3 separate regions of the Homo sapiens genome follow, and all the other regions are linked to region 1. Evidence: chromatin contacts called from ENCODE Hi-C or POLR2A ChIA-PET data. All regions are on one chromosome and are shown on one strand. Each heading gives the region's core, a stretch centred on a gene start or an enhancer-like site at or near the end of the contact. The rest is flanking DNA. Distances are from core to core; before and after follow the strand shown. Region 1 holds the start of RDUR (RIG-I dependent antiviral response regulator RNA). Region 2 overlaps RDUR (RIG-I dependent antiviral response regulator RNA). Region 3 has its middle 42 kb from the start of RDUR.

Region 1 (3,301 bases), core at 198-2,697:
CATGGTTTTGCTACTTACTACCCTTTTGGTCTTGAGCCAGTTAGTTAAGCTCACCAGAGTCTTGATATCCTTATGTATAAAGCAGGGAATATAACATTCCCTACCTAGCCAATTGAGAGGATTGGATGAGAGCTGCACATTTTATGTGGAGTCCTAAATAAATACTGATCTCATTCTTTTCCCTAATCGTGGTTATGCCTCTCATACTCACTTTTCTTTTCCATTAAATGGAATAATATGCATCAAGGACCTCATGCAGTTCCTGAAATGCAGATGCTCATTCCACGTTTTTTTTCTCCTTTCTTCCTTCCGTTGTGGCCTGCTCAGTTCAGGACTGTGTTGCTTCTTGTCTGGACAATTGTTGCGGCTCCCGACATGGCTCTTGCTCCTGCTTCAGACATTTGGATTCACCGCATTCACTGCTGGTTGGTTTTTCTTCCTCATGTGTGCTCTGATTAGGACACCCTTCTGCTCAGAAGACTTCACTTATTCATCATTTCCAAGAAAATGAAGTAGGAAAACATGTGGACCAAGTTATCTTAGAGACATATGTGCCATGACTTTCTTACATGTGAGGTCTATTTTGGCCAAGTGGTACCATTCACTGTTCCTTCAACATGTCCTTACTTTTCTATTCTATTAACTTTCCTCCTGGGTCTAGGATTGACAACGATGCAGTCTCAATCTTTGAAATCTATTTCTACCATGATGCTTTCCCTGATTCTTTAAACATATGGGATTTCTCTCTGCTTTGGCCCCCAAAAGACTTTGCACCTCTCATGTTCACCTTAGTTCTCATTTTAGTGGTTATTTATTTACTTGTTCACACTTACCCATTCCTCCCTTCATGATACAATAAGGTTTTGAGCCTGTGTCTAATTAATATATCTATATTTTTAAGTAGCTAGTCTTGCAGGCCCTGAAAACCTTTTGGTTCAATTAAAATAGTTTAACTTTGATATACAGACCTATGCTTGAAAGTGAAAGTCTTATAGACAACAGAACCACTGTTTATGAGAAGAGAAAGAGAAAAGATAAGAGGAATAATAAGAAAAAAGGGCAGCTTCCTTGGGTTATGAGGTAATTATTGGAATTCGGTCAGAAAAGTAAGAAATAGAAATAAGTACGTGTCCCAAGAGAAGCAGCAATACCTAGGATTATGCTGACAGAGTGAGGGGGATTTAAAAGCAGTCTCCATTCTAATGCTTTTTAAATTCTCGGCATAGTGTAATGATTACTATTCCAAAACAGAAGATATGTTGGCAAACTGCCCTGTATTTGAAAATAGAGGAAATGCCCTGGAAAGAATGAGATGTGGTAAAGAGAGGAAATGACAATGTACTGAAAAGACTGGGCTGTAAGTCATCACAGCGGCGCCCTGAAACCCGATATGTCAGGCAAGCTGGTGGGATCCTGGGATCCCTCATGTAACGGCACTCATTCTGACAGAAGCAGAGATAAAACAGACTAAGTACACAGAGGAGTTTAAGGTTTCGTGAATGTAAGTGCTGAGTACAGAATGGTGCTCAATAAAAGCTTGTTAATTGATGGACCACAGGTTTGTGACAAGACTTCTCAGAGTCTGATTCTTTCAAGGTGGGATATAAGAGTAAGGTAAGCACCTCAGAAAATGCCTGGGGCAGGTCACTCAGTGTTGCTGGGACTGATGGTGTTGGCTTGGCTTGACTAGGATTTAATAATACAGATGTGCCTCAACTTATGAAGGAGTTAAGTCCCGATAAACCCATAGCAAACTTGAAATACCATGAGTTCAAAATGCATTTAATACACCTAACTGACTGAACATTATCGATTAGCCTGGCCTACCTTACTCATGCTCTGAACACTTACATTAGCCTACAGTTGGGCAAAATAATCTAACACAAAGCCTATTTTATAATAAAGTATTGAATATTACATGTACTTTATTGACTACTGCACTGAAAGTGAAAAACAGAATGATTGCATAGGTATGCAATCATTGAAGTATGGTTTCTACTGAACGCATGTTGCTTTCACACCATTGTTAAGTCGAACTAACACAAATCTTGGACGGTTTGTAGTCATATCTTACCCTTACATAAGCCACTTATTTCACAAACTTAAATCATAAGTAAGAACTTGGATATCATCCAAGAAGGCCTTTGAGTAGCCAAATTAAGTCCGATTAAAAAAGTTCTTTAAGATGAAAAATAGCAGTTTAACCCTGACCAGTCGTTTCTTCTGGTTAAGACAGCACACATCTATATGGTTGACAAAGTTTCATTTCATTATAAACTTGTCTAAAAAGAATAGTATTCAAAACACATTTTTAAGCATAACATAGAGCATTTACTGCTCCATTAGACACACTTTGAAAATCAGAAGGCAATCTCTGAGATGGTGTGGTTTTGGTGAATTCTGCTTAAGTTGCTTGGCATTCAGGTTTTGTGAGGGCTTGGGCTGTGATCGTCATCCCTCCAACAGCTTTGTGTGTCTGAGATTGAATATATACCCATAACTCAGGGAAAATTTGTTTACTCATCATTTTATCATCAAATACACCATTATAAGTTTAGCAAGCAAAGACCAAGAAAAAGGTTAAATTAATATTGATGTTTTAATTTAAATGCAAGATAAAAAAAATCTGGTTAACTTTATTCTCCTAAACAGTTGTTGATGCTTTTTGAACTCTAAAAATGAATTATTTGAAATGATGCCTTTAAAGCTTTCCTTTCTCTATTTCACTTTAGTTTCTACAAGTATATAGGCTTCTCTTTCTAAGAAGATTCAGAAATTATCTTTGAGGAAAACTTCAAGAAATTTCTTTTTGGCCTCTTAAACTGGGCTTTTCATTGAATTCTGGTGCTCTTTGTTAAAATTTGCATGATTGGTTTTTAAATAATTCTGCTAGCATCGTGGTCTCATACAATTATTATTCCAGGATTAACGAGAGTCACAAAACTTTTATTAAATATCCAAAATACTAAGAAAATCACTTTCAATCAGCATGTGAGAACAGCCTATGATTGCCTTCTGCTGATTTACTGCTTGTTTGGCATGTTTGGCAGGATATTGCAATCTTGCTTTCCACTACCAGGTTCATGTGGGAAAACTTAGGAACTGCTCCATAACTGTCACATCTGTCGCCGATTTCAGATTTTTCTGAATTTCCCTCATTATCTTCTGTATTTTCACTGGTTTCAAGTTTGCTCATCAAACTTCCTGTTTTTAACCACTGATCCATGCTCCCAGTTGAAAATGTAATTTGAAACTATTCACATAAAAAAGTTAAATGCAGTATAACTTTACAACATTAAAA
Region 2 (3,491 bases), core at 977-3,476, 48 kb after region 1:
AAAACAAAAAAAAAAGAAAAAGAAAAAAAGAAAAAAAAATATTTTTGATCTACAGTTGGTTGAATTCACAGATGAAGAACTCAAGGATATGGAGGACCAACCACACTCTTTCCCTTCCTTCCTCTAATAGACTAATGTGAGACACAGCTTCTCTGATCAGTCTGTCTAGAGACATGCTGGGTAGCTGAGCAGGTGACCTCCAAGGGAGTGGCTGAGACTCTTCCAGCTCATTGTGAAGAAGAGGCCATTGTTATGCATTATCTCACATTGCTTGATGTCTTTCTCTGTCTCATTGTCCTTCTCCTCCACTCTTGTTGTCCCAGGATTGTACTTCCCCAAATAAAGGAATACCCTGTAATCTTTGCTCCAGTTTCCGTTTTCTAGAGGTCTTGGAATAAGGAGGAAGAAAGGACAGTCTATGCAGAGTGTAGAATATAGAAAGGAATGATCTGGGCTGAAAACATTTATGTTGGAGGTAGCCAGCGTCAAGTTTTGGAGGGCCATACTGAGGGCCATGTAGATTCTTTGAAGGCCTTTGAGCAGAGGAGTGACATGATGGAAAGTGGGATTTAGGAAGGTAGATCAGGTGGGAATAGAAAATTGGAGTGCTATGAAGTTGGGAGAACTGCAGGCAGAAAGACTAGTAGGATGAGTATAGGGCCAAGCTAGAGAAATGAAATGGCAGATGGAGAATCTTAACATGGCTTTAACTACCTTGGTGAACTAGGAATCAAGGTAATTCACTAGAGGTGAGTAAGAGGAAGATAAAGTTGAGGGGTGGATGGGGAGGAGAACTTCAGTGTACTCTCCTGAGGTCAGGTGGCATCATATTGTTTCTTGCTGGGCCTGGCTGTGTCTAGGTCTTCTGCTCTCCATCAGTACGAAATCTAGGGCAACTGCAGAATTTCTCGTTTCATGATTAGTTTGTGTATTATATGCAAATTGCCAAAAGACTGATCAGATATTTACATGGTCTATTCAATTTGGATTTTGTTAACTAAATGCTGTGAATTTTTTTAATTAATTTTTTTTTTGAGACAGAGTCTCGCTCTGTTGCCCAGGCTGGAGTGCAGTGGCACAACCTCGGTTCACTGCAAACTCCGCCTCTTGGGTTCAAGCAATTCTCTTGCCTCAGCCTCCCAAGTAGCTGGGATTACAAGCATGTGCCACCACGCCTGGCTAATTTTTGTATTTTTAGTAGGAACGAGGTTTCTCACCATGTTGGTCAGGCTGGTCTTGGACTCCTGACCTCAAGTGATCTGCTCACCTCAGCTTCCCAAAGTGCTGGGATTACAGGAGTGAGCCACAGCAAATTAAAATTAAAATTAATTTGTTAATTTTTGTTAATTAAAACTACTATCACAGAAACTGTTATTTACAGCACTTTTAATGAACAAACAGATAAGCCCTGTGGTTACATAGCAATTGACTTTTCTTCTGGCTGTGAAGCCAGAGTAACCACAGAAGAGTCATTTAGTCATGACTTTTGTCTAGATTTTGCTGTTCATGAGAAGGCAGAAGTGGGCTGAACAAGCCATATATTCATTCTGGACTTGAAATGCAGAAGTGTGTGCTCAGTTAGTTTAATTAAAAAATTTCTCAGTTAACATTTAAAAATATTTTTGAATATTTTAAAAATTTTAAGTACTTTATACACTGGCCAGTTATTGAATGCTTGAATGTTTGTTGAAGTTCCCTGTGTTCAAGACTGTTTGCTTCCCTAGAGGAGAAAATAATTAATGTTCTAAAACACAGCATGAACATATTTTATATGTTGAGATAGATAGGCAGCAATAAACTATAAACTAGATGAGATAGTATATCTACACAGCCTCTGAGTTGAGAAAAATTAAAGAATCCTTAAGTTAAACACACACACATGTGCACGCACACACACACACACACATACCCAGAAACACAGAAATGGGTCCCATAAGGAAAAAGGTAATTTATTGTACATGATGCTGTAGTTTCTAGAGACTTAGAGTGTTGTCTGGCTAGCGACTAAAGTAAGAGTCTGGTTTTGACTCCTAGTTGAGCACAGGTGCCAAGGTGGGTCATTTTTCAAAGGGTGGTGTTCTCATAGTGGTACCCTTTTTGTCTCTAGTGTTGAAGTGGTGATGTTGATGCTTCTGAGGAGATAGTATTTTCTCCCAGCCCCGACAACTGCGCTTGCAGAGATCAAGCCTGACCCAGAGATAGTGTCTCACAGCTTTTTGGCTGTATTCATTGGTAAAGAGTCAGTTGCTTGTCATCAGTAATAACAAGTTTCAGTTTCATCACAGGAAAATGTGAGCCAGGAAGGGCATTTAGAAATCAACCAAAGTTGGCTGGGTGTGGTCGCTCATGCCTGTAATCCCAGTGCTTTGGGAGGCCAAGGTGGGATGATTGCCTGAGCTTAGGAGTTTGAGACCATACTGGGTAACATAGTGAGACTGACTACAAAAAAAAAAAAAAAAAAAAAAGGTGAGAGAGAGAAATCAACCAAAGGCCTGTGGGAGACTGACCATTGTCATAGGTGGAAGGCTAAACAGGGTTGTGGGAGTTTCAGAAATGGGGGAGCATTGTAGTTTGAAGTGATGGAGGAGGGCCAAACAGAAAAATAAAAAATCACCTCAGCAGGGAAGCGTGAAGTACAATAAACATATGGATGAAAACAGAACAAGACATGAAAACTTATTTAGTTTTTAAATTTCTGCACACAGGAGAAAGTACGTGCTATGAGTTGGCTCCTTTCACCATACCAAGATGCCTATGCTAGAAGCTTTGAGTGCTGCTTAAAATATTGCTACAAGGTCATGCAGCCTCTGAAGGAGCTTCTTAAGCTGGCCCTAAGTATTATGTTACTATCTTTCTATGCTTTCTTTTTTCCCTGGAGAATAGGTTTAGTTTATGATCCCAACTCCTACTTCTCTGTAGATAATGCTTGCCTCTATTTCTCCAGCCCCCAATTTTCACCTGCGTTCAAACACTATTTTTAGCTGCCTTCTTAGATGCCTTCATTATTATGAACTCATTCAGAAATCATTGTGTCCAAGCCTGAATTTATCTTCCTTTAAAACCTCCCTAAGTTTCTCCCAGTTTTATCTGTGTAATACTGAAATAGTTTAAGTCCCTAAAAACATTCATTACCTCATCCTATACAATTTCCTTGAAATAGTTCTTTACTTACTTTGTTTTATCTTCCTTCCCCTTTTTACTGTCACCTTTAAAACCTCACATTCTCAAGTAATAACCTCTTACCTTATCTTCCTACTGCTAGATAGAGACTCTCCAAACATTATTTCTACTATGAAACCATTTATTGCTTTCCATAGCCTAAAGGGGAGACCATGGATCCTGAGTGGCCTACAGAGAGGTAGGCTCGATAAGAAGGAGATGGAGCGTGTTATAAAGGCGTCTGTCACCACACACATATGGATTTCTCAAGTTTCATATTGAGCTGGCTCAGTGCTCCATCAAAGTTGGAGGCAATGATTGAAGTCAGAGAC
Region 3 (3,463 bases), core at 110-2,609, 42 kb before region 1:
CATGAGAACTCACTCACTATCATGAGAACAGCATGGGGAAAATCTGCTCCCATGATCTAATTACCTCCCACCAGGTCCCTCTCCTGACCTGTGGGATTACAATTCGACATGAGATTTGAGAAGGGACACAGAGCCAAACCATATCAGCTATTATGAGTAATCTTCTATGAGCATTCACATACAAGTTTTTGTGTGGATGCACATTTTTATTTCTCTTGAGTAGATACCTAGAAGAAGAATTGCTGGATCTTATGGTTAATTTATGTTTAACTTTTAAACTGTTTTCCAAAGTAGCTGTACCATTTTACATATCCTGCAACGATGTATGAAGGTTCCAGTTTCTCTATGTCTGTACCAACACTTGCTATTGCCTGCCTTTTGGATTATAGCCATTTTAATGGGTGTGCAGTGGTATCTTACCTTGGCTTTAACTTGCATTTCCCAGCTGGGTACAGTAGCTCATGCATGTAATCCTAGCATCTTGGGTGGCTGAGGCAGGCAGATCATTTGAGCTCAGGAGCTTGAGACCAGCCTGGGCAATGTGGTGAAACCCTGTCTCTACAAAAAATACAAAAATTAGCCAGGCAAGGTGGCACACACCTGTGGTTCCAGCTACTCAGGAGGCTGAGGTGGCAGGATCGTTTGACTCCAGTTGAGGCTGGAGTGAGCCGTGATTGTGTCACTGCACTACAGTCTGGGTGACAGAGTAAGACCCTGTCTCAAAAAAAAGAAAAAAAAAAGAATTTGCATTTCCCTAGTAACAAATGATGTTAAGCATCTTTTCTTGTGCTTATTGGTCATTCAGATATCTTCTTTAGTAAAATGTTTATTCAAATGTTTTGCCCACTTTAAAAATTGAGTTTTCTTCTTACTATTAAATTGTAAGAGTTCTTTATATATTCTGGATACAAGTCCCTTACCAGATACATGACTTACAAGTATTTTTCTCCCAGTATGTGATTTACCTTTTTATTTTGTTAATGGTATCTTTTGAAGTGCAAAACTTAAAAAAATTTGATAAATTCCAATGAATGTTGATTCGTTTTGAATTAATTTTTTGTGTATGATGTGAGATAAGGGTTTGGATTCATCTTTGTCTTTCTGTATATCTAATTATTGCAGCACCATGTGTTGAAAAGATGGCTTGTCTTTTGCTGGCTTCACTTTTATTTTATTTTATTTGTGCCTTTAAAGAAAAGGTGAAGTAGGCATAAATAATTTATGAACAAAAATGAAGATGGTCTCTGTGTTGAATTTCTAAATGCTTACATGAGAGAATGAGCATCATCAGACTGACGTGTTAACAATAATTTGAACCACAATTTTATTTTGTTCTCTTCTTCTTCCCCATTCCCTCCCCAACCCTGTAGTTAACATCTGCTTCTCTCCTGTAAGAGGAAGTGAAAGATTTAGGTCAGGCCCCAAACCAAACTATCTTTACTGCACTCTTCCCTTTTAAGAAAAAAAAAACCCACCCTGCTGGGTCCGTTTAGCACTAAATTACCCTACATCAACGGTTCTATTGTGATTTTTGGAAGTTGGCCTTCCCCCGGAAGCAGAACTGCTGTTGCTGGGACTGGGTGTTATGAAATCAATCTAGCTGGTCACTTTGAAGGATGCTGACAGGAGTCAAGAGAGACGATCCTTCAAGTATCACAGGACTTTCCCTTATATTTGCTTTACAGATGAATTTCTTACAAGAAATATCTCAGAGGAATATTACCAGAGCTGGAGATCTTCCACATTCAGATCCTACATGTATCTGTGGTGCTGGGCAGAGGTAACCCCAAGTAAGAATAGGTTCAGTTGACTGATACAAGGCAGCAAGACTGGCATCCTTGGGGAAGTCTGTCTCTGGAAAGATATTATCCATCCTGCTATCTTAAGTCATTATAAAGAACAGGATGATTGCATCTTCCTTTATGGATATGTACTGGGTTCCTCTCTTTTATGGTGCTGACCTAGCAGCTATAACTGGGGTATCTTTCTACTCTGGCTTTGACAAATATCCCTCACAATCAGGGCTGTGGCATAATAATGATAAAAATCATAGCTAATATGCATATAGCATATACCTTATTATATACCAGCAACCCTTTTCCTGTCTTACATATATTAACTCATATAACTGTGTCTTGGCTATACGTATTAAAATGAATTATTGAGAGGAGTAGTGATATAGAAGCAATTGACATATTATTTGGACTGTATGGGGAACTCCATCTCCTAAAAGAGCTTTGAGACCAGAAGGAAAGGCCTGAGACAGTACTTGAGGGGTAAAGGTGAACAGAAGGGTTGTTTTTTAGGGTCTCATATTCTTTCATCTCTAGAACTCATTCAAGACAAAAGTTACAGGGAGAAGACACTGATCTTCATTTCCCAGCTTTGGTTAGACATATTCTTTTAGAATCCTTCTTCAAGGGCCTCCAGAATCCCTGTCATCCCTCATTTCCAGGCATTCACCTTAGTGCCTGCTTTCCCTGCTGTGGCATGGGGCCATTCCCCAGCTATCCAGGTTTGTCCTTGGCAGGTTGGGGTCTCCCTCGATGCTTTCCTGTCCTGTCTTTCAATGTGACAACTGTTTGCTAGAAGGGGGCAGTTTCAGCATTAAGGGTGAGGTCCTGTAACATTTTAACTCACTGCTGGCCCAAACAAAAGATTTCACCAAGTTTAAGATTTTAGTAATATACAAACATTTTGGCTTATTTTAGGCTATTAGCCAGTTTGTTCCATTTTAGTATAAGATTCAGAAGCTAGTTTCTGGGAGAAAACGAAAGGAGAGGGGAGAGGCTGAGGGCATACGGTGTCTGAAACAAGAAGAGCTGAAAAGGAAGGAAAGATTGGAAAGCCTTTGTCTACATCAAAATTTTGCTGAGGTCTTTCCCTGACAGAAAGGCTAATAAGAGATGCAGGTAGGTCCTTCATTCCTGCCCCCAGATCACACCAATGTTATTAACTATGGTCTCCTACAAACCGTGCACTCAACTTTGTTGTCTAACACAGGAGAATGACTCAAATGAGGGGAATGTCCAGACCCATGAAAGTCAGGTTATTGCAAATGGAGGTAGGCAACTAGTTTTAGACAGGTGCTTCCAGAGAAGACATGCTTTAGATGGCAATCTCCTCACTGATACATGAAGGCAGACCCTGCCAAGCTGGGTATATGATCAAGATGGTCTTAAAGTTCCCCTCAGCTTGACTAAATTTTAGACAGGCTTCTTCCCGAGTATAGGCCCTTGAGCTCTCTTTTTCTTAGAGCATGTACTTCATTTTTCCTTTCTTTTTTCCCCCCTTTTTCATAGAACTGTAGTTCAGAAGGAAGAATATTTACTGTAGAAAGCTTGTAATTGTAAATTCTTTGGCCCTCTGAGAGGTCAATCTTCTCCCAACCTCTTGCAAGTTTTATAACCCAGGAATGTCTTTCACAAGGACCTGGGAGCCGCCACTTTGCAATGTAATTATC

The links. A loop is a pair of places that touch in the nucleus more often than their neighbours do. ChIA-PET counts read pairs that join two places held with the same protein, here RNA polymerase II (POLR2A). Pooled maps may share reads with other maps.
Region 2: a loop to region 1 is called in a map of GM12878, with 3 times the contacts of the local background. The contact joins the enhancer-like site here to the promoter of RDUR in region 1. A Hi-C loop is called at or near these places in 8 of 168 maps with a recorded cell type or tissue (CD4-positive, alpha-beta T cell, GM12878, GM13976 and 5 more), 37 of 37 single-sample maps with no recorded cell type and 17 of 50 pooled maps. POLR2A ChIA-PET finds 5 or more read pairs at or near these places in 9 of 52 experiments (GM12878, HCT116, HEK293 and 6 more).
Region 3: a map of OCI-LY7 shows a loop between it and region 1 (6-fold over the local background). The contact joins the enhancer-like site here to the promoter of RDUR in region 1. A Hi-C loop is called at or near these places in 7 of 168 maps with a recorded cell type or tissue (B cell, CD14-positive monocyte, GM12878 and 3 more), 29 of 37 single-sample maps with no recorded cell type and 13 of 50 pooled maps. POLR2A ChIA-PET finds 5 or more read pairs at or near these places in 11 of 52 experiments (B cell, CD8-positive, alpha-beta memory T cell, GM10248 and 8 more).

The regions. Positions count from the first base shown.
Region 1 is chr3:101,939,412-101,942,712 of GRCh38, forward strand. It overlaps RDUR (RIG-I dependent antiviral response regulator RNA), which reads left to right and starts at 1,448. Exons shown (of 4, transcript NR_026934.1): 1 at 1,448-1,614.
Region 2 is chr3:101,986,590-101,990,080 of GRCh38, forward strand. The region is part of intron 2 of RDUR (RIG-I dependent antiviral response regulator RNA); the gene reads left to right. Among named protein-coding and RNA genes, the nearest start is that of RDUR, 47 kb to the left of the region's middle. RefSeq lists an enhancer at 1,321-1,370. Within about 2 kb of position 2,227, at least 3 of the 41 ENCODE cell types and tissues checked have a DNase peak (open chromatin) inside an H3K27ac peak, as active enhancers do; they include GM12878 and mammary epithelial cell, where a contact is called at or near this core.
Region 3 is chr3:101,897,497-101,900,959 of GRCh38, forward strand. No RefSeq gene overlaps it. Among named protein-coding and RNA genes, the nearest start is that of RDUR, 42 kb to the right of the region's middle. Within about 2 kb of position 1,360, at least 3 of the 41 ENCODE cell types and tissues checked have a DNase peak (open chromatin) inside an H3K27ac peak, as active enhancers do; they include B cell, CD14-positive monocyte and OCI-LY7, where a contact is called at or near this core.